5 separate regions of the Homo sapiens genome follow, and all the other regions are linked to region 1. Evidence: chromatin loops called from intact Hi-C (ENCODE). Cell type or tissue: heart right ventricle. All regions are shown on one strand. Each heading gives the region's core, and the rest is flanking DNA. Links, peaks and the distances in the headings are about the cores only. Region 1 overlaps C6 (complement C6). Region 2 overlaps PLCXD3 (phosphatidylinositol specific phospholipase C X domain containing 3). Region 3 has its middle 80 kb from the start of MROH2B. Region 4 has its middle 57 kb from the start of C6. Region 5 holds the start of PLCXD3 (phosphatidylinositol specific phospholipase C X domain containing 3).

Region 1 (5,000 bases), core at 1-5,000:
AAAACAGTGACCTTGAGTCTCCCATCCTAGATCAAAACAAAATTCTGAACCTCTTGTTAATTTTCTCCTACTGAACATGATCTCTATAGCGGCTCACTGTAATGGGAATTATATTCTAGGATTATTTCTCTTTTTAAAGACAATCAGCAACTAAATAATTCTGTGGTGACCCTTATAATCTTACAAGTGGAAATTTATCAGTTTATCGCTCCATTTTTATGTGCTCCCTAAAACTCTATCAAAAACAGTGAAGACTTGCCTTCAACTTTACCTTGAAATTTAAAGCATTTGAGTTTCAAATTAATAAATACTTTCTAAAATGATAATTTGTTGCATTGATTTTGTTTGCTTTTCTTGACTAGGCCGCTGCATTGCCAGAAAGTTAGAATGCAATGGAGAAAATGACTGTGGAGACAATTCAGATGAAAGGGACTGTGGGAGGACAAAGGCAGTATGCACACGGAAGTATAATCCCATCCCTAGTGTACAGTTGATGGGCAATGGGTATGTAACATCTTTTTATCATCTTGGGGAGAACAGGTATCAGAACAAATGAGTCAGAGGGAGCAATGAGATACATCATTGTCCATCTTCCTCATTAACTTCTTACTACTCCTACCAGCCCTATCTCTGATACTTAGCTACCATGTTCAGGAGGTATGTGGCCATGATCCTCACTCCTGAGAAGTAAAAGTTAGCATTTCCAAATATAGTTTGTGCCAGGCAATGCTATGGGCCCTTCATAAACATGGCTTGTTTTATTTCTCATACATCTCTCAGAAAGTTTTGGAATGGATTAGAGCAGACTGGTCTAAGCCCATCAAGCTGGGAGGTGCCAGGGTGGGGTCCTGGAGGTAGGCCTTGAATGGGTGAGTAACCACTCAGAAATGTCAGGAGCAAATGGAGAAAGAGGGTGTGATAAAAGTATGCCTATGGGTGGGTTGAAAGCCAAAACACTAGAGAAACAAAACCAGTCTTCCAGCATGAAAAGCAAACCCAGAGTCAAATAATGAGCGATAAAGCCAAAAGGAAAGAAGTTAAGCAAATATAGAAAAAAAGAGAGGGCTAAGCAACAAGGGTGTGAAAACGTAAGAGAGTAAGAGGTGAAGTGAATATAGCTAGGTATTCTCTCCCATAGGCTGTGTGACGTGTGGGTAGGTCAGCAGAGCCTAATGGCAGAAGCCAGACCTATATTACCATCCAGTCTCAGCTTACAAACTGAGAAACGAGTCCCAGAAAGCTTACATAACCTGACCAAGTCTACCAACTAGCAAATGGTGGAACCAGGATTCAAATCCAGACTTCAAAACCCAGGCTTTTTCCATGATTTCATGCTGATTCAGGACTACATCTACCTTACAAATGAGACACCCTGGAAGAAACCTCAGGAGATCACATAGCTCTTTCTTCTAGTGTTCCTACTACAGGAATACCCAATCATGAGCACACTGGGGGTTTTACCAGGGGTTCTAAATTCATTAGACTGAACCTGTGTTTTAGATGATGTTAGGAAATATAAGAGAAGGCTATGAAAACAGAAAAACTGAGCCTTAATTTGAAACATAAGAAAAAATCAGTAAAGATAATCTCCTATACTCTCCCCTTTACATAATAAAGAAACCCCTCTTAAATTTTTGGCCAGAAGGCAGATAGTTTGCTATCAATTTCTATTGCTTCATATTGGACTTTAGAAAATTAGAATCTTCACTTAATGCTGCCAGAGTTGCATAATATGAAAACTCGAGGCACCAAAGACAAACAGCCACAATTGCAAATACAACCTTATTTGATTTAGAATAAAACCCAGAAAATATTGAACCAAACCCGAGGACACCAGTAAAATGGAAAAACCATTAGTCTGAAAGTAAGAGGAGCTGAGTTCTAAATAACTCAGCTGGTTCTAATGTAGAACTAGAACCAGTTCTACATTATCTCACTACACCACAGCCGAGTTATTTAACAACTCTGGGCCTCGGTTTCCTCATCTATATGTTGGATGACTATAAACTGATGTGATGTTCTGTCCTAAGAATTTCTAATTAGTGCTGATTTCGATGAAAGTGCTTCAACAACATATTCTTATCCATGTGCAGAAATGGTTTCCTTCTCTTGGTTTGCCTACAAGAAAACGTCAGCCAAAAACTCCCACTGATAATCACATTTTCTAATGTTCTGATTGATGAAGGGTGACATTACAAAATCACCTTTTGTTCAGTTGATCTAGACTCTAGAGTTACAGATGGGGAGGACCACATGCTATGTGTACTTTGGCTGAAGGACGACGTGGCCCTCTGCCAACCAGAGCTGTTGTCCCAGTGATTCTGAGAAATGAGCAAAGCCTGCCGGCTCGGGACAACCAGTCCTCTCCTTGCCTCCCCAGAGACTGAGAGTTTTGAGAATTGCTTACTGTAATCTTGTTCTAATCTGCTGGCCTTAGAATCTCTGCCTCTCCAATCCTGCTATCCAACATATTTCTAACCACAAAAAAAAAAAAAAAAAATAGCTTCCTGAGTGGCTGACCTTCTTAACTGATATTTCTCCAAGAAAAATTTTAACAAGAGATATAAAAATTTCTACATTGCCAACATCAGTCACTAGGTTCTAAATATGAAGCAAGAATCAGGCAATAATAGCATGCTATTTGTTTTTACCCAGGCTTAGTGTGTGTATAGATACACACACAGTTGAAAGGACACATTCATCTATGTGGCAAAATAGTGAGATCTGTGAGTAGGGATCACACACATATATATGTGAAAATACATGCATACACACAAATATATATTTTTGATTTATATATTTCTAGTTATATTCAAAAAGTTACAAAGTATGACACATAAATCAGATTAGATCAAAGCACTTTAGAAACAATGCTGTATGTGAAACACTAAATTATTTTAAGTCAGTATCAACATCTGAGAGGAGGAAGGAAAGAATAAGACTGAAAATTTCTTCATAGCTGGCTTAACTCCTAAAAGATTTCTCAGGCATGGTCTGCTGGAAATACCTCCATAAAATCCTATCTTCAGGTTCTCCACAAATAGCTGTCACCTTCATAGATTCCTCATGACCTGAGAGCCATTTTTCTCAAGCCCTTTTTTGCTTGTGACAAACATAAGTACATAGTGTAAAGCAGTATAAGGTCAATGGTTTTTTAGTCCTCGCTGTTATGCTTTCAGCTATTTGAATATAATATGCATCTTAGACAACCCACAGAATTCACTCATTTTAAAAAACAGCCTTATTGAGATGTAATTTGCATGCCATACAATTCATCCATTGAAAGTGTCTAATTCAACCATCTTCAGCGTATTCAAAGACTTATATAACCATCACCATGATATAATTTTAGAATGTTTTCAACATACCCAAAGTAAAACCTTTGTACATATTAGATATCAAGCTTCATTTCTTTCCCCCTTCTACCTGACTCCTAACCCTAGGAAACCACTAATTCACTTTCTGTTCATGTAAATTTGTGTATTCTAGACATTTCATAAAAATGAAATTCTACAATATGCAGCCTGTGTCTGCCTTTTTGCACTTAGCATAATGTTTTTAAGATTCATCCCAATACTCACAATTGGTACTACAGAAATACAAATGATCATTAAAGACTATTATAAACAGCAATATGCCAACAAATTTGAAAATCTAAAAGAAATGGATAAATTCCTGGATACAAAAAAAAACTTACCAAGATTGAATCAAGAAGAAATAGAAAACAGACCAATTGTGAGTAATGAGATTAAATCAATAACAAAAAGTCTCCCAAAAAAGAAAAGCCCAGGACTGGATGGCTTCACTGCTGAATTCTACCAAACTTTGTAAGAACTAATACCAATTATTATCAAGCTATCCCAAAAAATCGAAAGGGAACTTTTCCAAACTCATTCTACAAGACTAGTATAACACTGATACCAAAACCAGATAAAGATGCAACAACAACAACAACAAATCTACTACAGGTCAATATCCCTGATGCAAAAATCCTCAGCAAAATACTAGCAAACAGAACCCCAGAGTACATCCCAGATATCTACTATAATTAAGTAGTATTTAATCCAGAGATGCAAGGATGGTTCAAAATATGCAAATCAATAATGTCATCACATCAACAGAGAGAACAAAACATATGATCACCTCAATAGTTGTGGAAAAAGTATTTGATAAAATTCAACATCCTTTCATGATAAAAACTCTCAAAAATTAGAAATAGAAGAAACTTAACACAATAAAGGCTGTATATGGCAAACCCACAGCTAGCATCATACTGGGTAGAGAAAAGTTGAAAACTTTTCCTCCAAGGACTGGAATAAGACAAGGATACCTGCTCTTACCACTGTTATTCAGCATAGTCCTGTAAGTCCTTGCTGGAGCAATTAGGCAAGGAAAAGAAATAAATGGATCCAAACTGGAAAGGAGTAAGTCAAATTGTCACTGTTTGTAGATGACATTATCTTTTATAGCGAGAACACTAAAGACTCCACCAAAAAAAAAAAGGCCCTAGAAATGATAAATGAATTCAGTAAAGTTGCAGGATACACAATCAATATACAAAAATCTGTAGCATTTCTATATATTATCACGAGCTAGAGGGAAAAGAAATCAAGAGAGCTAACTATAAGAGCTACAAAAAAATACCTAGGAATAAATTTAACCAAGGAGATGAAAGATCTCTGCAAGGAAAACTATAAAACACTGATGAAAGAACTTGAAGAGGACACAAAAGAAATGGGAAGGCATCCTGTTTTTATGGATTGGAATATTACTATTGTTAAAGTGACTCAACTGCCCGAAGCAATCTACAAATTCAAGGTAATCCCTATTAAAACACGAATGACTTGCTTTACAGCAATAGAAACAAAGCTCTAAAATTCATATGGAACCACAAAAAACCTTAATAGCCAAAGCAATCTTGAGCAAAAAGAACAGGCCTGGAGTGCTGGCTCATGCCTGTGCCAGCACTTTGGGAGGCCGAGGCGGGTGGATCATGAGTT
Region 2 (6,460 bases), core at 667-5,666, 150 kb before region 1:
CAGTTACCTGGTTTTGGATTATATATGTTTTTCCTCTCTCAGTCTTTCCTGCACCTCTTTGGTGATTCTTTGAATAATAGCGCCTCCAGTTGATCTGGTGTTAAGAGTAGGGAAAGACTGAGACAATTATAACTCAGGACAAAGGTGTTAGAGAGAAAATAGTAAAACTGAAGACCAGGGTGAGTTCACATTCATCTTCCATGTCTTCCTTTAATAGCTGCCATAATAAAAAACAACTATAGGTTGGTAACTAGTATCTACAGATGTTGTGCTTGCACAGACACAGCTACACCAAGCTCCCTGCCTTTTTGACTCCAAAATTAAGTGAGAAAGATTGGCAGAGCAATACACTGTTACAATGTAGAATGGTGTCTATAAGGTGTTGAGGTGCTGTGAGATTTCAGAGGAGAGATAAATTACTTTCCTTGGAGTGAGAGATTGCTAAAGATCTATGAATCTGATCTAATAAATGTCCAGAGTAAACCAAATCTACTAAGTGACAAGCCTTGCCATTAGTGAACCAGAAATCATTTTAATAGGTAAAGAATTTTTTTCTAATTTTTTCTAACTTTACTGTGCTGAGGCATCTCTTTGACATTTTAATTTGGAAAATCCTAAAATATCAATTTATTAAAACAAGATACCACGACTTTGAATGGCTAAAATCCAAAACACTGACAATACCAAATGTCCCACCAAATATGGAGCAACAGAAACTCTTATTCATTCCTGTTGGGAATGCAAAATGGAACAGCTATTTTGGAAGTCAGTTTTGCAGTTTTTTACAAAGCTAAACTTAGTCTTACCATATGATCCAGTAATAGCAACCTTAGGTACTTACCAAAATGAATTGCAAACTTATATCCATACAAAAACCTGCACGTGGATGTTGATAACAGCTTTATTCACAATTGCCAAAACTTAGAAGGAACGAAGATGAAGCAAACAAGATGTACTTCGGTAGTTGAATGGATAAACAAACTGTTAAATCTATACAATGGAACATTATTCCGTGATAAAAATAAATGAGCCACAAGAGGGCAGGAAGGAAGCTTAAATGCACATTGATAAGTGAAAAAGACATTCTGAAAAGACGGCATAGCATGTAAGTTCAACCATATGACATTCTGTAAAAGGCAAGTTTATAGAGATAGTTGGAGAGTGGTGATGGTTGTATAATACAACAATGTGAATGTACCTAATCCCTCTGAACTTTACACTTACAAATATTTAAAATGGTAAATTTTATATGTTAAATTAATAAATATATTAATATATATTTTACCACAACATACACATTCAAAATTATAGAGACAGTAAAGGCGAAAGATCAGTTGTAAGGTTTTGGTTTAGGGGAGGGTGGGTGAACAGGTAGACAGCACAGAGCATTTCTAGTGCAGTGAAACTGTGGTACTGTAATGGTAGATAGAGGACATCATGCATTTGTCAAAACCCATAGAACTGTGCAACACAGAGTGAACCCTAATGTAAACTCTAAACTTCAGTTAATAATACTATATTACAACTAGTTTATCAATTCTAACAAATATACTCCACTAATGCAAGATGTTAATAATAGGAGAAACTAGCTAGGTGTTGGTGAGTAAGGGTTGTATATGAGCACTCTCTGTACTTTCTGGGTAAGTTTTCTGTAAACTAGAAACTGCTCTAGGCTGGGCATGGTGGCTCACGCCTGTAATCCCAGCACTTCGGGAGGCCGAGGCGGGCGGATCACCTGAGGTCAGGAGTTCGAGACCAGCCACGCCAACATGGTGAAACCTCCTCTCTGCTAAAAATACAAAAAATTAGCCAGGCGTGGTGGTGGGTGCCTGTAGTCCCAGCTACTTGGGAGGCTGAGGCAGGAGAATCACTTGAACCCAGTAGGTGGAGATTGCAGTGAGCCAAGATAGTGCCACTGCACTCCAGCCCAGGCGACAGAGTGAGACTCCGTCTCAAAAAGAAAAAATAAAAAAAAGAAAAGAAAAAAGAAAAAAAGAAAAGAAACTGCTCTAATAAATATTCATTTGGATAAAGGCAAATAAGTATGTAGCAAAAATTAAATATGGAGTTAACCATGAGTTAAATGAGTTAAAGTTGGGATCTGTAAAGTTAGAGGCTTTAGTGACCTGAATGTGTGTGTGTGTGTGTGTGTGTGTGTGTGTGTGTGTACACATATGTATGTATAAATTTGGAGTAAAGGATGAAACATGGTAAATAATTGGACACTTACCAAGATATTTGACTGTTTGCATAAGCTATTTTTTTCTATTCACTACTAGCCTGAGCTGAATGACAGGCTGTGTTCAGAAAACAATGTTATCTTATGAATATTCTCATTCTCTAGGCTTTCTTATCATCATATTGCTATTCCAGTTATTGCCTTAGTGCATCAGAGTAGATAACGTTAGATAAACCAGACCCAGAATAATATGAAGAAGGATAACCTCTGGACAGGATTTTAGCATAATGGGTTCCAATTTCATCTTTGCCACTGAGTGAAAACAAGCAGGGGCAAGCCACTCACCCTCTCTCATGATTTGTTTCCACATCTATCCAATAAGAGGGTTAGACTAGATCTCTGAATTCCATTTTTGCTCTCAAGTTATTTTGTCTTGTCTGGTTAGATTTAGCCAAAGACATCATTTGGAAAAATCTCAAGGAAAGCCCAAGTCTGCAGAGATCATATTATTTGGACACAAATCTAATGTTGCCTTGCTTCATCAATTACTATTTGGACTTTTGGAAAGAAAATACTCAAATCAATATCCTGACTATTTTGACTGTGTCCAAGTCTCCCTATTATATGCTGTAATAGAATCATTTTGTTTATAGAACCAGTTTGTAATTATGCTTTTATTTTTGTGATTACTTGCTAACATCTGCACACACCCACCTACCTCTAGATTATGAGTTGTATGAAGGAAGGGAATGATTTGATTTTATTCACCATTAACTCCTCAGTGCTTAGTGCCCAGAGTAGGTGGGCAATACATATATATTGAATGAATGATTCTTTATATTAGTTTAATGAAACATAAATATAATTTTTAATTATATGAAGTAAAAGAGAATTTAGATTTTTTGATACATGGCTTGCTCTGAATTAGGATATTTTTTTCTAAATGGTTGTAGGTTTGAAATAAAAATTTTCCAACAGGAACTTAATATTGTAATTTTTAGTAATTCATATAATTTCTTGTCCATAAATGATCTTCTGTTAACTGATGTCAGTCATAGATATCAGCCGCATTTTTATATTTCTTATCTAAAACAATTTCTAGGCAAACAAATGAATTAAAATTATAAGAGCAAAATAATGGGAACTGTTATGAATATAAAACTTATAACAAAAATAACTTTCCTTAAGTGACAAATGAAAATGGATTTCTCATTCTAGATTCAAATATTTCTTTAATTGACGAGTTGATCATTTGGATTTCAGATTTTCATTTTGCTGTGGAAAATAACTGAAAAATGTGAAAAGTTCTACCTTTTATTTGAATAAGAGCTGAATAAATCTGAAACCTTAATTATTGAGTCTACTCTTTCTAAAAATAAGTCGCATTTCTGGATGGATGACTTGGCACTTAATCTTCTGGCCAAATATGTCAACAAAATATTGGACAAACTATCTTTTGTCTTCTTCTATTCTGTGTTCATGGAGTGATTCTAAATGCTAGCTTAATGCCTGCTCTTTATGACCAATGTATTATTCATGTTTTAGAAGTCCATCTGAAATCGTTCCTTTAAAACATGCCCATTAATTCAGAACATCAATTTAGAAAGATTACTTTTTCAGTTCAAGATAATGTTTTATGGTTAATGGAGAATCATAGATGCCATTTAAAAGTTAGAGCAAATACAAGAACGTAAGAAAAAAAAGCAATACAGTTGTTACTTATTTGAAGTTGAAATGGAAGCCTGAGGTGTGAAGAATTTTCTTATCAGACAAACAAATCATCCAATTGTGCTTAAGCAAGTAAATAACACAATTCATGAAAATGTTGGCCTTGTGTATAGCAAACATAATGCTTGGGCTTTAGGAAAAAAATGTTTTAATATGACTGTGACTTGACATTAAACCACGTTTTCATTAAGATCAGAAAAAATGTCAGAATTCTCCTCTAGCTGAAGATATTCTCTGTTTTCTTCAGGTTTAAGTATATTGGATTTTCATTGTAACTACAAACGTTCTCAGTCTAGACACTGTTATGATTTTAAATTATTTCAATCCAAAGTTCAAGATGTAGACACAAACTAAGTTTGTGATTTTAGTAGTAGTACCTGTGAAACCACCTGTTGGGGTTAGAAATTTTGACTGACTTCAGAACTGAATAGACCATTTATTTTAGCCAAAATAAGTCACTTACTTTGCATATAAGCAAACAATTTTCCTTTTGCCTACTAGTAATTCATTTTCAATATATTCACCAAATATATGGATGATTTCTTTGCCTTTGGATTGATTTTTTTTCTGTTTATGTAAAAGAGATTTTTGAAGCAAAACAACTAGTTTTCAAGTAAACATAAAAACTTCAGATTGCATACAAAGGTTATTCCACTTGAAGGAAAAAATCATAATTTTAATATCTTTCATTCAATTTTCTATTATAATTATGGTGAATAAAGTGGTCCTCATGTACTCATTTACTTAGAAGCCCAAAATGGGTAAGGAGCCAGAACAGGAAAAGGTGGAGCTACCTAGGTTTAGCTCTAAGGATCCTATGCTTGTGCGAAGTTGCAGCAAGTTTGATAGCACAGTTTTGTTGATGATAATGAGTTAATTATCACTAAACTTTTACATTTTTCTAATGAAAAGAAAATCTGTACCCACTGCATTCAAACAATTAGATTTTTGAAGCTGCTGATTTGTTAGTTTTGAGAACTGTAGACTTCTAGGACCCATCCATTATTCTTGCTTTTGTCTAGAAATCATCCTTCTTAGATACAAGGCCTATCCCCACCACAAAAAAGGAGGCATCATTGTTTATATTTTTCAAATTGTGAAGCAAGCATTTTCAGCTTATTAAAATAGCTAAGTATGTTATAAATTCTTATAGTTTTTAACTTTTGGAATGAATTAGCTCCTCCTTTTCTACTAATATTTTATGCTGCATTTGGAGATTTTGCTTCTGTTTTGAAATTTCTCCTACAAAAGTTCTATTGACTCAATATATTGATATACTAAACCTAGATAAAGAATGAGATAGTGAAGTGGTAATAAAATACCCACATTAAATTTACAAAGCTTTCTGTACATTTTATTTCAGTTTTGGAAGGTACTCAGCTGCACAATTTTGTATGTCCAAGAAGATATCATTTGTGAACCTTCATTTTAATCATCAAACTGCCTTTTGGCCTCAACTGCTTTGAGGCCCACACTTTCTCTTCCATTATTAACAAGTTTGGGAAACAGAGTCAATAAAATCTAATTATTGACAGATGGTGAAATCAGTACTATTTCCTGAATATATATTCAGGTTTTCTAGATTAAACTAGAAAGTTTAGTCTCTCCTTTCACATACTTTTCTAGGCTCGCTCTTCAACACCTAAAACAGCACCTCTGTTGCCTAACACAGTGCCTGGCAGGCAGTAACCATTTGGCATAACTGGATTGAACAAAAACTATTACATCATTAGAGGGATTCCAAAGTAGGATACTCTGAGCTGATAATATCTTGATCAATTAAAGGATATATGGATACCCTATAGGCCACAGTATCCTCAAAATCACATCTGCATACTCCTGTGCTCATTTCCAAAAGTAACAAATCCTTTCCCAGTTACCCATATTTATCCCTAAATAGAAAGATGAGTAGGCAGGAGCTCACTAGATCACAGCCGTATGATCCAGTCTCATTTTCTACAACTATTGGAACAAAGCCTTCTTGTAGATGGTGGAAATTTCTTACTGTGGACTCATATCTTGAGAGGTAAAGCATGGCTAAGAATGTGCTCCTTTGTAATCCAGGTGAGTTGTTTGGCACCTAAGCAGTATGATGGCATCACAATTTATAAGCTATGGGTACACAATAACTAGATGACAACTTTCATTTTAGATTCAAGTTATTTGAGATTAGCAACACGGGGAGATTCCAAGAGATGTAAAAATAAGTGATAAGAACTTTTTTTTTTCTACCATGGCCTTGCCTATTTATCCACCACCCACCCTTTATGGCCTTTTATAAGGTAGAGGAATGATTCATAGCTACAAGAGGTAATATTGCAAACAGGTAAACCTTATAAACCCAATGGTAACCCAATCCATTTACAAGTGAAAAGTTCAGCTGAGGAACAGGACTATTTCCAATTTACATAATCCAAAATCATTAATTTATTTGGAACAACTTAAATTTGTAGGGCACTTTGAAATTTGCATGGCACTTTGAAATTTGCATGAGTATTCATAGTCGTGATTATATCTAAGCTTCCTAGTAATCATGAGGTAGAATGATGTATT
Region 3 (6,460 bases), core at 908-5,907, 200 kb after region 1:
TTTAGAAGCCCGGCACAGAATCATTGTTTAATCAATATTTATATTGTTAACTATGCAATATAAATATTATGATATTAGCAAATTTATCATTATAATCACAAATATTAGCATAAACTCAATGGTTGGTATATAAACCCAGCTGATGATCTCAGCCCCATGTGGCCATATTCCTGGCCCTGTGAATATTGCTGCCCTTCATAGGAGACTGAAGATGAGGTGGCCCCTCTAATTCAGGAGACCTCAGCTCAGCATCTGCTGCTCCTGCTCTGCCTGTTTCATAGTTGTTTCTCTTGCCAGACCCCATCAAAGTCTTCTTACTTGCTCTCATAACATACAGTACACCACAGTCAGGCTTTGTAACAGGAGACACATTTAGATCTCTTTTTCATCCCCAACAAATATTCCTACCATTCCCCCTCAGAGAGTTGTCACTAGTCCTCCTTGATACTTCTCTTCCCAGTCAGTCCCCCAGGGCCCTCTGTGGTTCATTTCTATAGTTCAAACACAGGCAGGTTACTCAAGTGAGAAAGTCCCTGATATGGTTTGGCTGTGTCCTCACACAAATATCATCTTGAATTATAGTTCCCATAATCCCCACATGTCATGGGAGGGACCCAGTGGAAAGTAATTGAATGATGGCGCAGTTACCCTCATGCTGTTCTTGTGACAGTGAGTGAGTTCTCACAAGATCTTACGGTTTTATAAGAAGCTTTTCTCCCTTTGCTCAGCGCTTCTCTCTCCTGCTGCCTTGTGAAGAAGGACGTTTTTGCTTCCCCTCCCGTGGTAATTGTAAGTTTCCTGAGGCCTTTTCAGCCATGCAGAACTGTGAGTCGATTAAACCTTTTTCCTTTATAAATTACCCGGCCTTGGGTATTTCTTCACAGCAGCATGTGAAGGGACTAATACAGTAAATTTGTACTGCAGAGAGTGGGTTGCTGTTGTAAAGATACCTAAAAATGGGAAAGCGACTTTGGAACTGGGTAAAAGGCAGAGGTTAGAACAGTTTAGAGGGCTCAGAAGAAGACAGGAAAATGTGGGAAAGTTTGGAACTTCCTAGAGACTTGTTAAATGGCTTTGACTAAAATGCTGACCAGTGATATGGGTAATGAAGTCCAGGCTGAGGTGGTCTCAGATGGAGATGAGGAACTTGTTGGGAACTGGAGCAAAGGTGACTCTTGCTATGCAGATACTGGCAGCATTTTGCCCCTGACCTAGAGATCTGTGAAACTTTGAACTTGAGAGAGATTATTTACGGTATCTGGAGGAAGAAATTTCTAAGTGGCAAAGCATTCAATAAAAAGCAGAACATAAAGTTTGGAAAATTTGCAGCCTGATGATGCGATAGAAAAGGAAATCCTATTTTCTGGGAAGAAATTCAAGCTGGCTGCAGAAATTTGCATAAGTAAAAAGGAGCTGAATTTTAATCACCAAGACAATGGGGAATATGTCTCCAGGACATATCAGAGACCTTCATGGCAGCCCCTTCCATCACAGACCTGGAGGCGTAGGAGGGAAAAATGGTTTCATGGACAGGGCCCAGGGCCACCCTGCTCTGTGCAGCCTCAAGACAGGGTTCCCTGCATCCCAGCTGCTTCAGCTCCAACCATGGCTAAAAGGGGCCAATGTACAGCTCAGGTCGTTGCTTCAGAGTGTGCAAGCCCCAAGCCTTGGTGGCTTACATGTGGTGTTGGGCTTGCAGGTCAACAGATGTCAAGAATTAAGGTTTGGGAACCTCTGCCTCGATTTCAGAGGATGTATGGAAATACCTGGATGTCCAGGCAGAAGTTTGCTTCAGGGGCAAAGCTCTCATGAAGAATCTCTGCTAGGGCAGTGCAGAAGGGAAATGTGAGGTCAGAGCCCCCATACAGAGTCCCCACTGGGGTACTGCCTAGTGGAGCTGTGAAAAGAGGGCCACTGTCCTCCAAACCCCAGAATGGTAGATCCACTAACATCTTGCACCATGCACCTGGAAAAGCTGCAGACACTCAATGTCAGCCCATAAAAGCAGCCAGGAAGGGGGGCTGTACCCCACAAAGCCACAGAGGCAGAGCAGCCTAAGGCCATGGGAGCCCACCTCTTGCATCAGCATGCCCTGAATGTGAGACATGGAGTCAAAGAAGATGATTTTGAAACCTTAAGTTTTAATGACTGCCCTATTGGATTTCAGATTTGCATGGGGCCTGTAGCCTCTTTGTTTTGGTCAATTTCTCTCATTTTGAATGGGTGTATTTACCCAATGCCTGTACCTCCATTGTATCTACAAAGTAGCTAAATTGCTTTTGATTTTACAGGCTTATAGGCAGAAGGGACTTGCCTTGTCTCAGATGAGACTTTGGACTTGGACTTTTGAGCTAATGCTGGAATGAGTTAAGACTTGATAGGACTGTTGGAAAGATATGATTGTATTTTATGTGAGGACATGAGATTTGGGACAGGCCAGGGGTAGAATAATACGGCTTGGCTGTGTCCTCACCCAAATCTCATCTTGAATTGTAGTTCCCATAATCCTCACATCATGGGAGGGACCTGATGGGAGCTAAATGAATGATGGGGGCAACGACCCTCATGCTGTTCTCATGATAGCGAGTGAGTTCTTATGGGGGTAATGACCCTCATGCTGTTCTCATGATAGTAAGTGAGTTCTTATGAGATGTGATGGTTTTATAAGGGGCTTTTCCCGCTTTTCTCAGCACTTCTTTCTCCGGCTGCCATGTGAAGAAGAATGTGTTTTCTTCCCCTTCCACCACGATTGTAAGTTTTCTGAATCCTTCCCAGCCATGCAGAGCTGTGAGCCAATTAAACCTCTTTCCTTTATAAATTACCCAGTCTTGGGTATTTCTTCATAGCAGTGTGAGAAGGGACTAATACAGTCTACTTGAGAGTCTCAGGGAAATAGAGTTGTAGAGGAAAAGCATGTTCAAGTATTCTTGAAGAAATTACAGATTTCTTTTAGTCTCACTCCTGTTGTTTTTCTCACTATTAGTTGCACATATAATCATTTTTCAATTTTTGTTTACTTTAGGATGGAGATTTTGTAATGTTCATGGACTGCCTAGTGGCTAAGCACTGCTTTGAAGAACTCTGAATCATATTATTTTGCTACTCAGAACTCTGCCCTTTAACCCAACAGTGGAAGCCAGTGTTCTGCTGGTAAATCAGGCCTGTTTAGTTTGGCTGACCCTGCCATGGAGGCAGTTTTACCAGAAAAAAAGAAGAACAAAGATCACAGACAGGAAGAAACAAATAGGCTTCCAGTGAAAGAAGCCAGAGAAATTGCTCAACTGGAGTTGTCCCAGTTACTGCCACTGTTTCAAAGGATAAAGTACAGAAAGAGGCACTTCTGAAGCACTCACCAGGCTCTAAAATTAGAGCAAAGTTTTCTAATGGTTTTTACTCTTACTTGAGTTAGTCTCCAACCCCACCATCATCCTTCAGATTTCCTGAGTATAGAAATAGAGAATGCGTAGTCAATTAGAAGGGCTAGTAACCTGTGAGCTCATCAGGAGCCTGGCAGAGAAAAACTTTCTGATAACAGTTTTATGTAGCTGCAGCCTGGGAATTATCATTTCTTCAGATTTCTCTTTCTTATGCATTGCTGGTATCCCTTAAACCATGACAAGCAGAAAATGTGACAGAGTCGAGGAACATGAGGGAGGGACAGTGGAATTCATTACAAGAATGTATGTGTGTGTGTGTTTGTGTGTGTGTGTACATGTGTGTGTCTGTGTGTGTAAAAAATCACCAAGTCATGACCTGAAAAAAGGACACTTGCTTTCTACCTCTACTTTGTCAGACTTTCTTTATCCAACAAAAACATCCTTACTTATTTGTATTCCTTCTGGATGAACTGTCCTGGATTTTATTTATTGAGTTATGTGGTTATCCTAAAGGCAAGATAAATTTGGGGAATATAACTTTCCAAATATATGTGACTCATAGCTTCTTTTTCAATTTGGGAGCCACTGAAAAACACAAGATAAGAAATCCCTTCTCTTACATTACCTACCACTACCTCCAAATATTCTGGGTCTGAGGATTAAAATAGTCAATACCCTAGAACTTTCTTAACTGCACAGTGGTCAAAAGAGGCTCTATCTTGGAGATGGAGAGCCTGGGAAACTGCTTATTAGCCTGCAGTACAGGTTAACTAGGACTTTTTCAATTTTTCAAAGAGAATAGCGGGTGTTTGAATCTACCTTTACTCTGCTTCCAGTGGAATCATAAGAAAACCATTCATTATCCAATCCTCAGAGGCTGTGCTCAGGGTTGAAACAGTGGGAATGTGCCTGCCCTGTGGATGGGGCAGATAGGCCTGTGGGCAGGGCTTGATGGTGGCAGTTTCCTGATCTGTTACATTCAACAGAGGACAGAATGAAGCCCTTTCGACAATAGCAGAAAAGTTTTATTAAGAGATAAAGATGACCAAATAGCAAAGGGACCAAACGTTGAATGACAAATTGAGTTAATCTTTATTCAGAAGACAGTGGGCAACTAAAAGGGGTTCTTGATCAATATAGTAAAATGATAAAATCAGCGCTGTAGGACATGATTAACAGAGTAGATAAACTGGTAAATCAGACACTAGCTGATAGGTTTTTAGACTAAGGAAATATATAAAGAAATGACAGAGGTGGCCAGGCACAGTGGCTCACACCTGTAATCCCAGCACTTTGGGAGACAGAGGCAGGCGGATCACCTGAGGTCAGGAGTTTGAGACCAGCCTGGCCAACATGGAGAAACCCTATGTCTACTAAAAATACAAAATTAGCCAGGCATGGTGACACATGCCTGTAATAATCCCAGTTACTCAGGAGGCTGAGGCAGGAGAATCACTTGAACCAGGGAGGCACAGGTTGCAGTGAGCCGAGATTGCACCATTGCTCTCCAGCCTGGGCAACAAGAACAAAACTCTATCTCAAAAAAAAAAAAGGAAAAAGAAAAAAGAAATGACAGAGATAATTTTGCTTGGAAGATTTAAAGGGGTGAATCAAAGAAAACTGAGAATTTAAGCTTAAATGACTAGGATAATAAAATGAAGCTGCTTCTTTCCCAAGATAGGTGCTTGTTCCCAAAATTGCACAGCATGGAAATAAGAAAATACCCTCAGAAGCCGGGGGCGGTGGCTCACACCTATAATCCTAGCCTTTTGGGAGGCCAAGACGGGAGGACTGCTGGAGCCCAGGAGTTCAAGGCCAACCTAGACAACATAATGAGACCCCCATCTCCACCAAAAATTTAAAAAGTTAGCTGGCCATGGTGGCACGCACCCATAGTCCCAGCTACTCAGGAGGCTGAGGTGAGAAAATCACCGGAGCCCAGGAGGTCGAGGCTGCAGTGAGCCATGATGACACCACTGCATTCCAACCTGGGTGACAGAGCAAAACTGTCTCAAAAATAAACAAATAAAAAAAAATACCCTCAGTGATGTTGCATTCCACTTTTGTGAAGCAGACCGCCATGCAGTTCATGTCTGGACTTGAATGAGAGGCTTATTTTAAATGCTATTATATTTAAGAAATTTCTGCTTTTGACCATTATGGAGTGACAGGAATTAGATTTCCTCTTCCACCTTAATCAACTGGAAAAAAATGAAAGTCAATGGTTTTTAAACATTTGACAAAAGTCATTGAAGGATTATGACCCCCAAGAGAAGGGAAACAAATGAGGTGAGACTTAGACTTGCCACGGCTTACTTCCCGGTGGCGATTTCCAGGCCACTGCACAGGTAGGTGGATTTCAAACAGTGTCCATTGGCTTCACTGAATTGAAGAACTAAAACCTCAGTTTGGGGAGTCAAGGCATTAGAATTTATAGAGTAAATTGCCTGAGACAAAGGAGCTGCACAAGGAGGAATGAGAGCTCTGGAGCTCAGCAGAGTGGGACCGTTGCTGATCTATGCTGAGTGCTGACTGGAAGCTGAGCTGTGTACAAGTGAGGGAGAGAAGTACCAGAAACCAGAAAGCCTAACAATTCCTAAAATTCACATAAGGAGGGATCATTTCGTACCAACCAGAATGGAAGGACATAATATAAACTCTAGATTAATGGTAGCTTTTGATTGCACTAAAAGATTTAACCTATTCTACGTAAGTTAGCTGTGCATTAGGATCAAATCCAGCATGAAACAATGTAAAATTTGTCAAAAAATTGTAAGTCATTCAAAAAAGAAATAATATTAACCAAAAGAAACTTTTTAAAAATAATTGAAATGGACCCATAAATGCCAAAATTGATTGAATTAATATATTAAAACTTGTAATGCTATTAAAAATGTGCTCCATATGCTCAAGACAATGAGGACAAAAATAGAAAATATTAAAAACTTAATAAATTATATAAATATATATTTTATATATATATATCCTTTAGGATATATATGATATCATATATCTATATCTATCCGACTGGTTCTGTTTTTCTGAAGAACCCTAATAAAGATTTATGTACTGAGAGTGGTTCT
Region 4 (6,460 bases), core at 910-5,909, 77 kb before region 1:
TTGGGTATAGGCTGTTTACAATATCATTTTTCAGTCAAACAAGACCTCTGAGATTGGTTGCACAACTGGATTTTGATTTGTTGACTTGGTCCTCAGTCTTCAAATGACTAAGTAGATTATTTGATTCTCTTAATTTGTATTAATAAATGGAGATGGGATAATGGTCAGCCATTTGAAAAATAAATATAACTGGATGTTTCCTTTACTCTTTTCACAAAAATAACTTACAAGGGAATCAAAACTTTAAATGTAACAATATAAGAGTATTATTTATAATCTTGGAAAAGATAAGACCTTTTAAGGCTAAACATAAAACTCAATAAACTGCAAATTAAAAGAAAAAAAAAAAAAGAAACAAAGCCTGTCTAATCAGAAAAAAACTTGGGATCTATAGTAATTAATCAATCAATGGCTTTTTTTGCCTGGCTGCAACAACTATACCTATTGTAAATTCTCTGGATTTTCTAAATCAGTGATTTAAACCCAAATTTTACACACACAAAATTTTAGTGTGTGTAAAAGCCATAAGAACCTTGTAAAAAATGTTGAGGTAGGCCGAGCCTAGTGGCTCACGCCTGTAATCCCAGGCGTGAGGATTACTTTGGGAGGCCGAGGCAGGCAAATCACAAGGTCAGGAGATCAAGACCATCCTGGCTAACACGGTGAAACCCCAGCTCTACTAAAAATACAAAAAATTAGCCGGGCATGGTAGCATGTGCCTGTAGTCCCAGCTACTTGGGAGGCTGAGGCAAGAGAATTGCTTGAACTTGGGAGGTGGAAGGCAGAAGTTGCAGTGAGCTGAGATCACGCTATTGCATTCCAGCCTGGGTGACAGAGTGAGACTCCGTTTAAAACAACAACAACAAAAAAAAAAAAACAGTTCAGATCTAGACCCCCACATCCAAATATTGTAGTTTAGTAAATAGGACTGTGGTTTAAGAATTTATGTTTTTTAACAAGCACTTCAGGTGATTCTGATAGACATAATTCTTAGCCTACATTTTGCTAAACACTAATCTGTAACTACTGGGATGCCTTAAAGTCCAAATTTGTTCTCAAAAGAAGAGTGTAGCTAACCCTCAGGTTCTTGGCAGTATAACTAACACTCAGGTACTTGGCACCAAATGGAAAATTTAAAAATAAATCAAAAAAGCATTTTGTTACAAAGAATGGAAGGGGGAATTGTAAAATACAATGTCATACTTTTCTTTCTTTATCAATTTACATGCATTATTTTCCTATTTTTATGCATTCTCATTTCATTATGAAATGTCAAATAAAATGGTAATTCAATGATGGAATTTTCTCTTTCCAGAGTCCCAGAATACAATCAGAGTGATATGGTAAACTCTTGTCATTCTTTGTTGCATTATGAACTCATTATGGAAACAAGAATCGTTTTCAATAATCTTCAGATTCACAGAAAGGCAGCTGAGGATAATATGACCTACCACATTCTGCTTGCTGGTGTCTGAAGCTTGTACCATAGACAGCTCACACACAATGCTTATTTACCATTGAAATTTTATTTACTCACATTAAATCAATTTCTAAAAGAATTTCTTTATAAGCAGCAATTTCTCATGTAAAGAAGTAATCAAGTGAGCCTTTTAGAAGCTTATATACCAGAGATTTATAGGGTCTCCATATTCCATGTCTGGCCTGACTTTGTACTTAGCCAATCTCAGTAGGTAATCTAACTTAGGAGTTAAAAAGGAAGGAAGAAAGGGAGGGAGGAAAGGGAGATGCAGTTAATAAACTCTAAGTTACCATAATAACCAGTTTTAGAGATATGAATTTGTGCAATCACTGTAGTTCATCACACATAGCATTACTTCATATGGAATATCTACTGACAACTTGATGAAAAGTTTGGAAAGAGGAATATGTGCCTCACTGAGTTAAAAACGAAATGGCTTGTGCATTTAAACACATGTGGCAAAGCTTAAAAACCAGTTTTCATCAAATGAGGTTGTATGCTACCTTCTACATAGCCTCATTCTAATGAAACCTTATTTCCCAGCAAACTCACCATTTAAGAGAGCCCTCCCATGGGCATAACTTAAAGAATAGGACCTCCTCCTCCTACCCATCCAGATTCACATTCTTTTAAAACATTCATCCTTTTGCTGTTCATTTATTCTCCCTTGCCTTATTTTGTCCATTTGTAAAAAAGAAGACAGTAATGAACCAACCTCATTAAATTGTTCTGAGGATTAAATAGGTTAATGTATATAAAATATTTTGAAAAACATCTGGCATTTAGTAAGGGTTAAGCAAATGTTTAAGAAAAATTCTCGGCACAGGTGTTTCTGCCATATCACTATATATACGTGCATTCTCACATTTTTCAAAATCATGCATTAAACATAATAGGGTTCATGGAGAAAAACAGTGTGAGAAACAGATCCCTCAAAACCTACAGCACTTTTTGGCCAGGGCACTAACAAAAGCAGTAACAATCCTAAAGCGAACACTAGCAGAGTTAAATCTCCACTTGCCTTCGCCCTAGAACCTGAATCAGTTTACCCTCCGGTGTCTAAAGCTCTCTTCTTGGAAATGGAGGGCTTTAAAAACAGTTGCTTTAATACAAGCCAGTTACATCCAAAATAAAAATATGATTCAGGAATGTATTTTGTTGTTGTTGTCATTTTGTTTTAACACAGGGAAATGTCTTTCCAGGTTCTAATCTTCACTTACGCTACCCTCAGATAGTTTAGCACAGTGGACAGCATAGCAGTTCTTAAGGCCATTAACCAGCTGCTATCTTGGACTAAACAGAAGACATTTTGAGATTTTTCAACTTTTTTTTTTTTAAGATCTGCAAATGTCATTACAGTTTTATTTTATTTAACTGTGAGGAAACTTACCCTTGATCATGTCAAATGATGGACATACTGGGAAAAATCATGTTTGGTTCAATTTGTCTGCCCTGTTGTGCTACATAATTCCCCTGATTACCAATGCATGTGAGTTAACTTTCATTTTAAAATACTTGTTGTAGCAAAGCAGACTGTAGATGTAATTTTTAAAATCCAGAGGATTTCAGAATTGTGGCTTGATAAACAGTATCTTACAGGTTCAATTCCCTCCAAATGGTCTTTTTCAAAAGTGAGTAACTTTTGACTAGCCCAGTTATTAAAGGCTAACAAACCCTGATGAGTTAGAAGTTTGGAATACTGTGTACACTGGTGCACCCTGGTGGTAAGCAAAGGGCAGTCAGACTTCAGGTACTCGGCTAATATATCAACTAGGGAAAGCAGCTCTGTGGTTTCAAGTGCCATTATATCTCAGCCAGTAATAAACATATAAAACTCAACTCTGATCTTCCTCAGAGGACTTTCTTTTGTTGTTGTTGTTTTCCTTCCTTTGGTCATTGCTCATTGCTTGATTTTTTTCCCCCTTTTCTAATTTCTTCTTCTAAACGGTATTGGAAAAGAAGTAAAGATTTCTACTGTTGCTCTAAAGTCAAGAACTGTTTTTCTCAAAGATTTTAGGCCTTGGATCCTTTGAAGGGTGGACGTGATATGACAACAGGCAGTGGATCTCAAGCAGCTTTTGGACCCCCTTAAAGATACCTGCTGCTCCCATGGATTACTTGTTACACCCTTTCTTCCTGCTCTTCTGTATCACCAGAAAAAAAGAGAATCCAAGGACAGCTGTGGATAAGGCATCAACAGCTATCCCATCAACAAGGAAATTCTTGTTATATTTTAGGCATTTGTTCTACTAGATACACCACCATAGCCTACATTAAGCACCCTCCAGAACCATAGTCTGAAGATCCCAAGGGTAAGAAAATCACAATGCAAAACCTAGCTTACTTCACTCCAGCTTTTCACAGCCTCATGCTACACTATTTTCTTTAAAAAAGTGAAGTTTTCTGAGGTCCTGTGTCCAGTATTTCAATGTATGAACACTACTTAGACTAAAGTGAGGACTTGCTGAGTTTTATTGGATTGTTTTTGTTTTTTGTTTTTAAATTAGAGATGAAATCTCACTATGTTGCCCAGGCTGGTCTTGAACTCCTGGCCTCAAGTAAGCCATTACACCCAGCCCTTGCTGAGTTTTAAGTAGATTAAGTCAATGGAACATTACCAGCGTTAGCTGTGATCATTGATAAAAGAGAAAGCAACACATCTCAGAAGAATGGAGAGCTCAAATCATTCCTCAAAATACGAGGACTTGAGTGGAAGAAAGGGAAAGCCAGCCCATCATAACATAATTAGAGAGAGGTGTCCCATTTGAATGTGCTTTGAATTTCTTCATCCTTGCAGCCATTCCCCATCACCTTAGTCAATAGGAAATCATCAGTATACATTATACTTTATTTGCCTTATTTCATAGACACTCCATGTAGACTCAGACTCCTAATGATAGTGTCTAGATTCTGACATCAGGTTACCTGAGAAGCACTCTTTCTGAAGTCAGAAGTAACTGTCAGAGCCAATGGATGAAACCAAGTCCCCATCTGGCTGATGTCTCTGCTACCTTTGGTCTGACTGTATAATCTCACACCCTTCTCCCAGATATGATCTTCTTCTCATGGATCTATTAATGGCTCTGTCTCACTCTAATGTTTACTGTGATCACATGGTCCTTCATTTCTGCCTTTCTCAGCATGTCAGTTCCATTTTCCTATCCACAGACTCAGCAAGTCTATAGTGCTTCTGCTGCCCACTTGCTTGTGGTCCTGGCTTGCCATGACACCAGAACTGACGTCATGCCTACATAACCATTTAATTAAGCATACTATATGACCAGGTACAGTCATTGACCTTATCTAGTAAGACAAATGCCCAAGCAGGAGAAACTGCTTGGTCACATTCAAGCCAAAAGATGAACTAGCTGCAGGCCAGGTCTAATCAGTTGGAGGTGGTGGTGGGCATGCTACCCACTTAGTAGGCCCTGTAGGGAGCACTGGGTAAACATTAATTGACTGTCAGCTCATGGCATGCATTCTTCACTCTTTGCCCTCAGCCCACAACTGTTGTAGCCCATTATTTATCTCTTATTATTCCCCTGCCCTCCTGTCAATTCTTTGCTATATTAACAATGGAAGTTTTGCCATTTTTGCCTTACTTTCTCATGCTTTTACAGATGTCATTCTCTCTGCCTGAAATGTCTCTATTGTTTTTTGTCTGCAAAATTTATCTTGCAAGACCCAACTTTACCTTCTGTGGGATAACTTCCCCTACTGTTGTAGGCACTAAGTTCTCATTCACCTTTGCACTTACTTCAATTTTATACTTATTGTACCCTGTGGACACTGTGCATTAATATATTTTTCTCCTGTAATAGAATTCACATTCTTTGATGTACATGACTATCTCTTAGTAATCATACCCTTTTTTTCAGTGCCTAGGACTGTATCAGGAATGCAGGCATTCAATAAAGATTTCCTGAAAGAATCCATACATAAGTGAGTTAGGAGTCTAAAATGAAAATGGAAATATTAAATAAAGGATAAGGAAAAGGGGAAGAAAGGGACTGAAACAGCTTACATACAACAGTCATTCTTTCAGGATTCTTTTGGCCAAATAAATGCCTGTACTAAGACAAATTTTTACTGCTTCAATTGGCTTCTCTGTAAAAGGTAGGGCACATTTATGGGGAAAGAAATTGATACTGTAGCTTATGCACCATAAATCACATTACAATTAACTTCCTTTCTATAAAATAAAGAAGCTAGCTATAGCTTTTCTTAATGCTGATATCCTGGACATATTCTTAACATAGCAAAGCTTGAAATTAGCATTATTAAATCTTTCTAACTTGTATTTATTTGGGATAAGAGTAGGGGGGTCAGCAAAATTTTACTTACAGAAAATTAGAATTATTTTCTAATTTCCTAATATAGAAAAATAGAAAAGTAAAATTATATACTTGTTCAATAAAGAAGTGTTCCAGTTATTTATTGTTTCATAATAAACTACCCCCAAACTAAGTAATCTAGAACAATAATCTTTTATTATATCTCAATATTTTATCTGACTTTAATTCAAGCGGGACTCAGCTGTATAATTCTTCTGCTCCTTGAGGCATTGACTGTGGTCACTTTGCGATATTTAGCTAGATGAGCTGTTCTGGAGGGTTTGAGGCAGCTTTCTTCGCATTCCAAGAGCCAGGGTGGGGGTGGCTGGAAGTTTGGGCTAAGATGGGCCTCTCTCTCTCTCCATGTAGTCTAAGTACCTCTTCAGCACTGAAGGTGAACTTTATGTATGGTGGCTCTGGCCTCCAAGAGACCAAGGTGAAAGCTGTTATACTCCCAAAGGTCAGGACCAGACCTGATATAGTGTCAGTACTCTAATGGTTAAATCAGTGGCAGGGTGGGATTCAAGGATGTGGCGGAATAAGCTTCATCTCTTGGTAAGGGAATAGCACATAATACAGGCACAGGAGAAAGAAAGGCAGCCATCTTGGGATGGCTACCACAGAGATATAACTTTATTACTTTTAA
Region 5 (6,460 bases), core at 800-5,799, 320 kb before region 1:
CCTTAAAACACAGAAAAATTCTTTGGGTGGAATACCTACATAAAAGTTGTAGAGAATGGTAAAAAAAAATTTATTATTAATAGTTAATTTCACAAAGGTTCTTTATTGCCCTTTTGGACATGTTTTAAGTCTGACTCTGTAAGTGTTTGTTTTAGAACACTGTGTTTAAAAAAATAATTTGGCAGAATTGTTTTAGAAAAAGTTCCTCTTTTAAAATATTATTTGACAAAAATGTGTTCTAAAGTTTTCTGATCTATAAAAACCCTTGCTTTTCAGAACATAATTCAAAATCAATTCAGTGACAAAAATAAAATATATATCTCCAATGATTAAGAAAGATTATGAACTAATGGAAGAAAATACATAGCAAAGAGTTATGTATTTTTATGGGTGGAAGAGGATATGAAGTGAGAAAATGCTCCAGATGAGTATCCTTGTTCATCAGCTTTGTGTGTTATATGAATTTGATGGACAGCAGAGCATTACACAAACAACTTTTGGTGGTAGCACGAAGCCACTGCAATTGGTCATTTTTCTCTTTTCATTTATGCCTAAAAGCATTTGATTTTCAGAGGCAGGCTACTATTAATGCCGTAACTAAAAACCATTGGTATTTTCTCATCTGTTTTGTGGGGAAAAAAATGTTGGTCTATATCTTGAGCTGTCTGCATGAATTAAAAATTGAAAGTAGGCTGGGCGCGGTGGCTCACGCCTATAATCCCAGCACTTTGGGAGGCCAAGGCCGGCAGATCACGAGGTCAGGAGATCGAGACCATTCTGGCTAACATGGTGAAACCCCGTCTCTACTAAAAATACAAAAAAATTAGCCGGGCGTGTTGGCGGGCACCTGTAGTCCCAGCTACTCAGGAGGCTGAGGCAGGAGAATGACGTGAACCTAGGAGGCGGAGCTTGCAGTGAGTCAAGATCGCACCACTGCTCTCCAGCCTGGAAAAAAAAAAAAGAAAGTAAATATTACATGCCTCCTTTTGCTATTTTGAGCAGCTATATAAATAAGAAAGAATCATAAAAAAATAAAATTATAGAATAATAGAGTCAAAGGGGGCCATAGAGTTTGGCAGTAACTTCTAGTTAATTTGCAAGTGGGTGTGATGGTTTATTTTATATGTCAACTTGGCTAGGCTGTGATGCCCAATTGCTTGGTCAAACACTAGTGTAGATGTTGCTGTGAAGATGTTTGTCAATGTGATTAACATTTATAATCATTTAACTTTGAGTAAAGTGCATTACCTGTTATAATGTGGGTAGGCCTTATTAAATCAGTTGAAGGCCTTAAGAACAAAGACTAAAGCTATCTGAAGCAGCAGCAATTCTGCCTCAAAACTGCAGCATAGAAGTCCTTCCTGAGTTCCTGGCCTGCTGGCCTGCTCTGCAGATTTTGAACTCAAGACTGCAAGAACAATTCTTATCTCATGTTCCAGGCTTCCAGTTTGCCCTACATATATTGAACTTGCCAGCTCTCACAATCATATGAGACAATTTCTCTAAAATAAATCTCTTTCTCTCTATATATATACTACTGGTTCTGTTTCTCTGGAGAACCTTGATTAATCCAGTGACAAAATTAAAGCCCAGAGAAATTACATGATTGTCCCAATGTGTTTTAGTAAGTGGTAGCAGGGTTGGTGATAGAAAGATGGAGAAACTGGGTCATATAATTGCCCAAAATATTGATTATAAGGCTGGGAAAGAAATTCACAACTATCAACTTTCAGGCCTATCTTTTTTCATGGGTTGCATGTAGAAAATGATAATAACTTATATTAAACCAAGACATTTAAAATCCTGAAATGCAAATCAGATGAAACAGAGAAGGGACTGTTAGTTTGTTTTGCCAAAAGATAGTATGATTCTTTATAGAGGGGAACTTTCCTCACCAGTTAAGGTGGTTTCATTTTGTAAAAAATGCTTTGTAAATTTTTAGGGCCACATAAGCTCAATATACTTTAACAGGGCATGTTTCTAAAATGTGTCTTATTAAAAATGTACCCCAGATTCAATAATTATTTCATGCTTTTGAAAAAAATACTTCATAAGTATAGAAAAGACAAAGAGTGGTAAATACACATATCCTGTTATCTTAAACATGTATGCACTCTCTTCTGGAAGCTTCACCACAAATCTCTGAGTTCTTATTACCACTTTATAATGGAGAAAACTGGGGCTAGCAGAGACTAGAGGACTTGCCCAAACTACTCAGAGACAGAGCAGCTGACCACTAGATTTGAATTTTCCTCATTGCCTTGCAATCATGCCCTGAGACCACCAGCATTAGGTGGTGTTTGTAGGTTTCTTACAGAAGGGTGGTGTTTGTAGATCTCTTGACCAAGAGTCCTATAGTAAGCTAAACTATCATCCTAATTAAAAGGATATGTGGGTTCTATTGTACTAGCATGTATATTAAGATTTATTTGGGGAAAATTTTCAGTATATCTCTTCCTCATCACTAAAGATAACTGTACCATGTCCTCTTGAAGGTATGAATTTATTTTACAAGGGGCATGGAAAATTTGATAACCAAAATAAGGCGTTGCCTCTCCTCTATCTTTCCCATAGTGCTCCCCATTTGGGGGTGAATATTCTTAGGACTTAGCATCATTGTAGAAAATAAGGTAGGCTCTAGGTTTTTTCTTATTTTTTAATGCTATTTGGGATTAAATGGATTTACTAACCTTGAATAATTATTCTCATGTTTCATGGCTCTCTTTGTCTCCTATGTTGATTGTCATTTCCGCAATCTAATAGCATTTCCCATAGAAAAATAAAAATTTACACAACCCTGGCATGAAAGAACAGAGGTCTGTTTATTGCATTTCCATTTCCTGGGTTGCAAAAGCCCAGCACACTTTCAGTTCATCTCTTATAATTCCTATTCAGGCCACTGCTGCTCTCATTACATTTGTAAAACTTCATCTCTCTCCTTTTACTCATCTGAGAGCAGGTGGACCCAGACAGTTCTTTGGAGGCCCAGTGAGTGATTTCTCTTGAGAGAGGCACATCTTTCCAGTCTGCAAAGGAATGAAAATGCAGACAGTCACATAGATCACTTTGAATGGTGCCAAATACATTCCACCAAATGCTACTGGCAATAATTAGAGCATGTCACTGGGAGATGTGGCGATTTTCTTCCAGCATAAGGCTCCAGTCTTACCCTGAGTGCCATGAAACTGACAGGACAGAGGCAGTGTTCTCCATGGAAATAATGTAGACTTCTCATGATCTGAGAAAAGAAGGGGGAGTAGCATTTCTTGACTTTGAAATGTCTGGAGCAAGGTACCCAGGATTAAGTAGGAACCACCTAGAATTTACCATGCCCTTCACTGACTCATACTTACCAGCTATTTCACAAAGTAGGCAAAAGAGTGAATAAAGATAATCATTTTTTAATAAACAGGGTTGTGGTCTCTGGCTGAGGAAAGGTATAACCTGTTGTAGATTACAAAAAGGAAAGCTCTTTGATAAGGACGGAAAGCCCTGAAACCCAGCATGAGAAGTCTGTTCCTCAGGAGGCAATAACATCCCAAAGTCTGCTAGGATTTTAGGTTCAAGTGCAAGACTGTCTTTCATACAAACAGGACGAGAAAGTCACAGCAAAGGATCGAGCAAGCCATGGGCAAAGCAGTTGGAAAAAAATGAATAGAAAAGAAAAATAAGAAACCAGGGAAAGCTGCAGAATGGCGAGGAAAGGCAGAGACGCCTAGGAAGGATAAGACGGGAGGAGGGGGTTGGGGAGGGAGGGGAGAGCGGAGAGAGCTGAGCACGGACGTCAGGAACAAAAGCTCCAGCGGAGTCTGGCGGAGGCACTAAGGGAGCACGGGGTGTTTTGAATAATTATTAAAATTAGCATGTGTCTGCGCCATCCTGTGGGTGTGGCGCAGAGAGGAGTGTAAACTCTAGCGGGGCTAGAGCAAACATTGGATTAGCGGCAGCAGCCTGCCAGCCTGCCCGAGGAGTGCTGGGACCAGCGCGCTGCACGCCGACTGGCACGATGGCCTCGTCTCAGGGGAAAAACGAGCTGAAATTAGCCGACTGGATGGCAACTCTGCCGGAGAGCATGCACAGCATCCCCCTCACCAATTTAGCCATTCCAGGTAGGCGCGCAGGGGCTGCGGGCTAGGCGCTCGGCGCCCGCTCCACCTGCCCCGCCCTGCTTTATCTGCCACTAAGTGGTAACTTGCCACGATGCCCGCGGGAGGGAAACTCGTCTTCCAGGGTGGGTCTCAGGCCAGGCGAGCGCGTGCCGGGTAGCCTTGGGCTTCCTGGCGTTTTCCAAACCCCTAAGGACCGAGGCGCTAGAGTCAAGGTGACTGCTTTTCTCCTGGGCTTTTGAAGCAGGTTGTATGCGGAGGACTGGGGCAGAGGAGAAGCTGGGCTCCAGGATGGTGCCTCGTGACCCCCTCCTATGGTTTCTCCTGCAGATTTGGGGAAGTGGGAGAAATCTCTGGGTCTGCGGGGTGACCGTGTGTGAAGAACGCGAGCTAGTGTCAGGGGCTCGCCTTCGGTGCAAGGACCTGAGTCTATCCCTGGCATGGAATTGGGCGGATTTGATAGATTCTCGGCTACAGTCATTAATATTCGTCCCCAATCTCCTTTAAAAAGACAAAGCGCTTCCCGAAGAGTGATGAAAGTTCAGGGACCAGAGGCGGCGTGATAGCTGCCCTTGAAAAGGAGCCCAAGGGGGCGACGGGCAGAGGGCACCATTTCGTATCGGTTTGGACCCCGGGGGACCTGGCCGAGTGGCCGCTGTCTCGAGTCTGGTCCAAGTGCGTGTTGGCAACACACTTCGCCCAGGTCAAAAAAGCAAACCCTTGCGGACCGTATGTTTACTGCTCGGGACAGAAGCTGGGCAGGGGAACCTGCGTGACCTGAGCGGAGGGGTGGGATTAATAGGCAAATAGTACGGAAAAGGTGACTGAGAATGTGTCCAGACAGTCTAGAAGGAAAGAAGCGTGGACAAAGCGAGGAAGAGACCTGAGGGATCAAGAAGCTTCAGCTTGATGTGTGCGACTTGGACCAGAGACTGGGCAGGTTTCTAGGGTGGCAGCTCCTAACAACCCCCTAGATCAGGTATCCAGGAGTGAGGGTCGTTTCAGGACAGTTTACAACAATGACAGCTGGGACACGGCCATACTTTATTGTCAATTTGGCTATGCAGTTGGGCTGGGGGAGCACACACTTGATCTTTTCAGAGCTGGGCTGGAGGGCAAATTACTCATGAACAGTTCACTTCTGGCCCTGAGCTGAGCTGGGCTATTAAACTCAACGTTATGGTCTACCTCCTCTTGATCTGCCCCATCCAGCGCCCCCTCTCAGCTGTTGGAGGAAAACATAATAAAGAAAAAAACAACAAAAACAAAAACAAAAGAAGGGTTATTTTGAAAATCACTAGATGCTCCAACCAAGAGTGCTGCCATTGATCAGTCCCTCAAATCAATGGTTGTTAGTCAAGTGGATGTTTGGCAGCAATGGCAGGCACAGGCTACTACAAGTGCTATCCACAGAAGGGGCTGTCTCCTTTCGTCCTTCTTCAACAGATAGCTTGCTACCGGCCAGGAATCTCCAAGGAAAAGAACCAACCCCAGCTTCTCCATGCAGCACTTATTCTGCTACCTAGGCAAGCCTGGAGATTGCTCTTTTCAAGGAGACAGTAGAAAGCACAACTTTGGCATAACTCCATTCTCACTTCCACAGGCATTCCCATTCCTTTTCTTCCTTCATTTTTATTTGGATTTTAGACAGCTTCTTTCACATGGTTTCCCCTGAATGTTTTTATATGCATAGAAGGTAAGAAGGGCAATCACTGTGATGCAAACCTTCTGGCAGGTGACTCTCTAGAGCTACAGGATTAAAAGCCTATGTTTGTTTATCTAGTTCTGAGATGGTATGATATCTTTTTGAGTCTACCTTACATTTCTGTAATATTTCACTTTTCAAAGCCCTGTTATGTACACCAGCTCACAAAATCCTTCTAAAACCCCATGAAGCAGGGAGTGCTGGCACTATTACCTCCATGTCACAGATGAAAAAACTGAAGCTAAGTGAAGACAAATGACTTACTATTTATCCCTATCAGTTCAGGGATCTGACCCCTTACTTGGACCTTTGGGAAGATACCCTATGAATTTTGGAGGGAAAGGCTTTGTGATTTGTATCTGGATGATTCAGCAGCAACTGTGACTAACCAGGGTTAAGAAAAAAGGAACTAAGCATTAGTGGGAACACAGTAATTTTCCTTTCCTGCCCTGGGACAAAATAAAAACCTGAGGTGAGAGATTTTGGTATCTGGGTGATCTTAGAGTACAGACATAAAGATGATGACATTGGGCTTCCATGGGAATTTATATTGTTTTCCCAGCTCCTGTTGGTATTATACTCAAATGGATCTCCTGTAAAGCTTCCCCTTCTCACTCCAATACTTGTGAGAAAAAATAGACCAACATTT

Evidence for each region. Hi-C counts contacts between places; a loop is a spot of excess contacts. Peaks named below come from ENCODE experiments on the same cell type or tissue, not always from the same donor. Only the 100,000 strongest peaks of a DNase experiment are listed, where the experiment ranks them.
Region 2: it touches region 1 in a loop (2.4-fold over the local background); 4 of 110 quality-filtered maps call a loop at or near these places.
Region 3: a loop joins it to region 1, with 20 times the contacts of the local background. A loop is called at or near these places in 13 of 110 quality-filtered maps.
Region 4: a loop joins it to region 1, with 6 times the contacts of the local background. A loop is called at or near these places in 11 of 110 quality-filtered maps.
Region 5: a loop joins it to region 1, with 2.2 times the contacts of the local background. A loop is called at or near these places in 4 of 110 quality-filtered maps.

Annotation. Positions count from the first base shown.
Region 1 is chr5:41,191,296-41,196,295 of GRCh38, reverse strand. C6 (complement C6) reads left to right here. Exons shown (of 18, transcript NM_000065.5): 5 at 363-504. Among named protein-coding and RNA genes, the nearest start is that of C6, 20 kb to the left of the region's middle. In heart right ventricle, for the core only: no CTCF peak of the experiment used is centred there; a DNase peak (open chromatin) is centred at 2,305; H3K27ac peaks cover 2,740 bases.
Region 2 is chr5:41,341,392-41,347,851 of GRCh38, reverse strand. All of the region lies in intron 2 of PLCXD3 (phosphatidylinositol specific phospholipase C X domain containing 3), which reads left to right. Among named protein-coding and RNA genes, the nearest start is that of C6, 130 kb to the right of the region's middle. In heart right ventricle, for the core only: no CTCF peak of the experiment used is centred there; no DNase peak of the experiment used is centred there.
Region 3 is chr5:40,988,246-40,994,705 of GRCh38, reverse strand. No RefSeq gene overlaps it. Among named protein-coding and RNA genes, the nearest start is that of MROH2B, 80 kb to the left of the region's middle. In heart right ventricle, for the core only: no CTCF peak of the experiment used is centred there; a DNase peak (open chromatin) is centred at 3,185; H3K27ac peaks cover 2,990 bases.
Region 4 is chr5:41,267,343-41,273,802 of GRCh38, reverse strand. No RefSeq gene overlaps it. Among named protein-coding and RNA genes, the nearest start is that of C6, 57 kb to the right of the region's middle. In heart right ventricle, for the core only: a CTCF peak has its summit at 3,194 (motif pointing left); a DNase peak (open chromatin) is centred at 3,202; H3K27ac peaks cover 724 bases.
Region 5 is chr5:41,508,073-41,514,532 of GRCh38, reverse strand. It overlaps PLCXD3 (phosphatidylinositol specific phospholipase C X domain containing 3), which reads left to right and starts at 3,932. Exons shown (of 3, transcript NM_001005473.3): 1 at 3,932-4,109. The coding sequence starts at 4,007. RefSeq lists an enhancer at 3,578-4,406. In heart right ventricle, for the core only: no CTCF peak of the experiment used is centred there; DNase peaks (open chromatin) are centred at 3,872 and 4,212; H3K4me3 peaks cover 2,751 bases; H3K27ac peaks cover 2,162 bases.